2 separate regions of the Homo sapiens genome follow, and region 1 is linked to region 2. Evidence: chromatin contacts called from ENCODE Hi-C or POLR2A ChIA-PET data. All regions are on one chromosome and are shown on one strand. Each heading gives the region's core, a stretch centred on a gene start or an enhancer-like site at or near the end of the contact. The rest is flanking DNA. Distances are from core to core; before and after follow the strand shown. Region 1 overlaps USP20 (ubiquitin specific peptidase 20). Region 2 holds the start of NTMT1 (N-terminal Xaa-Pro-Lys N-methyltransferase 1).

Region 1 (2,700 bases), core at 50-2,549, 240 kb before region 2:
TCACAGGACAAGAACTCATCTTCTGATGGGCTCCGGTCACCCTCCCGTTTCTCATCCGTGTCACTCGAATCTGAGTCCCGAGCCTCCGTCAGCGCCACCGTGGCCACCACCGGCTCCTTGAGCTCCTCGTGCAGCTGGTCCATCAGGCAGCGAAGGAACTCTTGGGTGTCCTAGAACCAGGGGCTGCATCAACAGGGCTCCCCTGGAGGCAGGAGGAACCAGTCTCCAGCGCCCTGTGGCTGATGAGAGCGCCAGCCTCCATCTAGGAGGACCTCATGGGCGCCCCCTGCAGAAGAGTTGCTCACCCCCACAGCGGCCTCCCATGGCAGTCTGTCCTAACCCCATTCTTCTGAGGATAACAGTGAGGACTGGAGAGGCTAAAGGACACCTACCAGGACACACAGCTAGAAAGTGTCAGAGCCAGGTATGCACCTGGGTCCATGCAACTCCCCGGCTCCGGCTCTGAATCTCCTGCCTCTGCTGCAAGCTCAGCACGGGAGGGACAGAGAGGCAGTACCACATTAAGCCCGAGCCACCTTTCTCCCTACAGATGAGACCAGTGGAGGTGGGCAGGGGGGTGGCGGAAGGATGAGGGAGTGTGATGCCAAAAGAGGACTCACCCGAGTCCTGCCCCAAGCCACGCTACCCACAGGCCAGACTGCCTGCATGCTCTACCCTTCCTCTGGCTCCCCCTGCTCCCTCAGTCCCTGTGCCAGCCCCCACATACCCTCACTGCCTGCTCTCACCTTCCCACAGACCTGGTCATGACTCAGTCTAAGCTGCCCCTGCAGGCTGCCTGGGTCTCAAATCCCAGCAATGACCATTTTATCCTGACCACTCTGTGACTGGGCCACCAGCACAGCAGGAAGCCAAGGCAGCAGGGGCTCGGGCAGAGGCGCCCAGTGAGCCCCACTGAGATCTGTGTGCTCACACAGGGGGTGCACTGGGAGGTCAGAACGTGGTGGTGGCAGCAGACCCCAGCAGCTAGCGGGTGCTCGGGTGGTGCTGGGCATTGGAGAAGGACTTGGGTTCCGAGCCCAAATCAGCCCCAGCAGTCCCTGACCTGGTTGTTAGAAGCAGCCCTCAGCCCAGGCTCTGATCCCCAGGAGGCAGGGGTCACGTAGCAGCCAGAGCCAGCCTCATGTCACACATCTGGGAAGAGGATCCCGGCTCTCTCCACTCATGTGCAGGGAAGGGAGGGCTCAGGAGGGACTCCCCAAGGCAAAGTGTCAGGCTCCAAGATCAGAGGAATGAACCACGAGGTTACATTGCATCAGGGAGGGGACACGTGTCCTGTGGCAGGCACGATCAAAGGCCCTTTCAAGAAGAGGCTTTCAATCTGCCATCTACTTCTCTTTCTGGTTCTTCCTTTCAACAAAAGTACTATGTGTTCCTTGCCAAAATCTCAATCCATGCAGAAGCACAAAAGAGTCTTTTGGCCCTTAAGAGGCGCCCGCAGCTGCGTCTACAGTTCAGCCTCAGAAGTGTCCCCACACGATATCCTAAAACCACAGAAAGGGATGCTTCTGCCGGAGCCCAGATGGAGTCCTGCCGCAGCGCATGGCCCTCCGTAACGGCATCCTGACCCAGAGCTGAAAGCCGGCAGGGCGCCTTGCACACAGTCAGGGTGGTGCTGTGCTGAGGGATGGGCTCAGGTAGGCCTGAATGCCATCTCTGCCAGGATGTGCTGTGTGACCTGGGTGAGGGGTAGAACCTCTCTGAGCCTCAGCTCTTTACCTGTAACGTGTGGGTGACAACAGTGCCCACTTTGTGAGACTTCTATGAGGACTAAGTTGTGACCACTTAAATGGTGCTCAGTGAATTTTAGTCATTGTGCATGTTATCACTCCCCAAAAAGAGAGGTGTCCAGGCAGTGCTGAGCTTCTCAAGCAGGAGCCAAAGGCCCAGCAGACTTCATCCTGGGACGGGACAGCAGGCAGGGGGTAGAGGGCGGAAGTTGTCCCCACATGACTGCCACTCCGTCCATGGTGCTCATTTCAGGCAGCACAAGAGGTGACCCAGCCAGGTCCAGCTCTGCCTGCAGGCCTGGCATGAAAGCCCAGGCTGTGGGCCATCTGGGGCAGGAGGCTGGAGGGCAGGAGCCATCAGCCCGGGGCTGAGGTGTACGCGTGGCTGCACTCTGTCTTGGTCTCATTATTTTATAAAATAGAAAAATGTGATTGGTTTCAAAAGGGTTCTCTAGATTTAAAAAAAATTTTTAATCAAACTTTTTACTTTAATAAAAGTGAAATTTTGCCTGTGGTTTGGGGAAATGAAACCCTGTGTCATTTTGGGTGCAACGCGGAGGCCCTGCAGCAAGGTTGCCTGGGTTCAAATCTCCCCTCCGCCGGGTGCAGTGGCTCATGCCTATAATCACAGCACTTTCGGAGCCTGAGGTGGGACGACTGCTTGAGCCCGGGAGGTCGAGGGTGCAGTAAGCCATGACTGCACCACTGCACTCCAGCCTGGGTGACAGAGTGAGACCCTGTACCCACCCTCCCCCACAAAAAAAAGAATTCCCCTCCACCATTTACTAGCTGTGTGGCCTGTGCAAGTGGCTCGGCCCCTGAACCTCAGTCTGTCCATCTGTGAAGTGGGGTTAAATGTCAGCAGGTTGCTGGGAGGCTCCACTGTCCTCACACGTGTGAAGGGCTTAGGAGTGAGAGCCTGGTCCGTGAGACCTGCCAACCAGTGCTCAGC
Region 2 (2,700 bases), core at 30-2,529:
GTCAAATGAGATTCTTGTCAACTCTGCCCACTATGAGGATCAAATGGGAAAACTGCCTTAGAATGCCACAGAAGCTGTATTGGACACACCTAGGGGACTGTTACTGGTATGCTGGGCGGCCAAGCCAGCAGACTCAAACAGCTCTGCAAATCAGCCAGAGTGGGGAGTGAGCTTCCTCTGCCTATAAGCACAGAACCCCCACCGAGATTTTTTAGATGCCATCCTTGTGATCCTAGGGCTTCCGGCCTCCACCAAAACGCTCCATGCATCCTTCCAACCCCCGCACAGTCCTCAGTTTACATAGAGAAAAACCAGCACACTAAAGGAAGTGACGTGTCTTTAAACATACAAACAGGAAGCCGAGAACAGAATTAAGGAGGGAATCCAGGCTCCTTATACCAGCCCTGGTTCCTCCCAGAGGCTCATCCCATCTCACTGGGCAATCATTCTACACACCACAACCACCGGTTACACTGTCCCTCCCCGCTGTCAGGGCCTCTGACACCAGTTGTGGCAATCACTTATAGTACAGAGGAGAAACCAAAGTCCAGAGGGAGAGATCACACAGTTGGTGCGCAGCAAAGTCTGGGCTTTTCGATATGGCAGCCTCCCTGCAGACAGGCTGACCTTGGCCGCAAGGGCTCTCGGGCTGTCTTTTTTGAGCTGCACCTGTGTCGGGCTGGCGCTCGGGTGGCACCCAAGGTTAAATACGACAGCAACTTCTGTGCAGCGGGCACTTAACTGTGCCAGGCTCTGAACTGGGCATTTTACCGATTTTACCGATTCCTCCCATCCATCCTCCAAGTGGGCGCTCTCCATATCCCTGTTTCTCGGAAGGGAAACAGGCTCAGAGAAAGGGATTTGCTGCGGTCTGGGGACCGGGGTGGGGGAGTGCCCTGCCTGGGCTTTGAGTGCCTTGACTTTCCTCCTGTACCCCGACCCATGGACTGCTCCGTAGTCCCTGCCCAGGTCCGGCCCGTAGACCTCTTGGGGACGCGCACGTGAGGCCTGTGCCGGCCCGCGCGCACGCGCCGGGTCACGTGACGAGCCGGGGACCCGGGACCTCAGGGCGCCGAAACAGTTAGGGGTCGCAGCCTCCCCTCTCCCAGCGGCTGCCTACCCTTCGCACCGCCTCGCGCTACTCACTCCGGGCGGGGGCTCCCGGGACCGAGAGAAGAAGATGGGGAAGAGGAAGGGAGGGCGGCGGCGGCGGAGACGCCACAAGCCAACCGCAGCTCCGCCAGACCACGACCAGACGCGACAGCTCGCGGCGCGCGCTGCCTTTGTCCGCCAACGTCACTTCCGGGCGTTTAGGGGCGGGCCCATGGCTGGCTCCACCCCCTCGCTCAGCTCGCCCCTCCCCCGCGCGGGCTCCGGATTTAACTTAACTTCTTTTGAAAAATAATTTAAATTTTTTTTTTTTTTTTTTTGAGATAGAATCTTGCTCTGTCAAGCAGGCTGGAGTGCAGTGGCGCGATCTCGGCTCACCGCAACCTCTGCCTCCCAGGTTCCAGCGATTCTCCTGCGTCAGCCTCCAGAGTACCTGGGACTACAGGCGTGAGCTACCACACCCAGCTAATTTTTGTATTTTTAGTAGAGACGGGTTTTCACCATGTTGGCCAGGCTGGTCTCGAACTCCTGACTTCAAGTGATCCGCCCGCCTCTGCCTTCCGAAGTGTTGGGATTATAGGCGTGAGCCACCGCACCTGGCCTAATTTGACTTCTTTAAAAAAAAAAAATTAGAGACGGGGTCTCACCCTGTTGCTCAGGCTGATCTTGAACTCCTGGCCTCAAGCGAGGCTTCCACCTCGGCCTTCCAGACTGCTGGGATTACATGCGTGAGCCACCGCGCCCAACACAGGTTACAGCTCAAAACTTGACTAAATTGACTTTTGGGAATCTAGAAGGACCTCCCGAACGGAAAAGAGCCGCAGCGTCGCCCTCTCCCCGTCCCCAGCACGTACAACAGTTCGTTTGGAGGCTGCAGGCTGGACTTCTAAAAACGAGTGTGTTGTGCGGGCTTTGAGTAAAAAGGGAAAAAAAAGCCATTGGTCCTCAAATCCACCCATCTCCATTAGCATCTTAAAATAATACCGACCCCCCAAAATAAATAAAATAAAAAGAAATACTCTCGGCAGTGCCATGGGATTCCCACTGAAATGAGCAAAACAAGCCCATGACGTTTCCATTCCAAAAGCGTGGCCCTTCCCTAGGCTCCTCCCATGCAAAGAAATTCTGGAGCTATCTCCGAGGCAGCGGTGATGGAAACGGGAGCTTGCAGGTGGGTAGAGCCTGTTAACATTTCCGAGCTTCAGTCTCCTGTCAGAAGAGGAAGTTGAGCAACGTAATAATTACTCAACTTCTGATGCTCTGAGAGGGTTAAACTTGTGGGACATTGCACGTCAGACCTTCAGCTCAGCACCTGCAGTGGGTTCTCAGGAAATGGAAGCTGTTATAATGACAATATCCATCTTAAGTTCATTTTTCCTATACTATTAATAATATCCTTGTGTTGGCAGGGCACGGTGGTGCACGACTCTAATCCCAGCATTTTGGGAGGCCAAGGCAGGCGGATCACCTGAGGTCAGGAATTTGAGACCAGCCTGGCCAACATGGCAAAACCCCGTCTCTACTAAAAATACAAAATTAGCCAGGGATGGTGGTGCATGCCTGTAGTCCCAGCTACTCTGAGGCTGAGGC

What was found. Hi-C counts contacts between places; a loop is a spot of excess contacts on that map. ChIA-PET counts read pairs that join two places held with the same protein, here RNA polymerase II (POLR2A). Pooled maps may share reads with other maps.
Region 1: a map of naive thymus-derived CD4-positive, alpha-beta T cell shows a loop between it and region 2 (6-fold over the local background). The contact joins the enhancer-like site here to the promoter of NTMT1 in region 2. A Hi-C loop is called at or near these places in 2 of 168 maps with a recorded cell type or tissue (both naive thymus-derived CD4-positive, alpha-beta T cell) and 3 of 50 pooled maps. POLR2A ChIA-PET finds 5 or more read pairs at or near these places in 4 of 52 experiments (AG04449, H1, HEK293 and 1 more).

What each region holds. Positions count from the first base shown.
Region 1 is chr9:129,865,475-129,868,174 of GRCh38, reverse strand. It overlaps USP20 (ubiquitin specific peptidase 20), which reads right to left. Exons shown (of 26, transcript NM_001110303.4): 11 at 1-170. Among named protein-coding and RNA genes, the nearest start is that of MIR6855, 2.8 kb to the left of the region's middle. Within about 2 kb of position 1,299, at least 3 of the 41 ENCODE cell types and tissues checked have a DNase peak (open chromatin) inside an H3K27ac peak, as active enhancers do.
Region 2 is chr9:129,624,742-129,627,441 of GRCh38, reverse strand. It overlaps NTMT1 (N-terminal Xaa-Pro-Lys N-methyltransferase 1), which reads right to left and starts at 1,279. Exons shown (of 4, transcript NM_014064.4): 1 at 1,147-1,279. RefSeq lists a silencer at 915-1,154 and an enhancer at 768-1,306.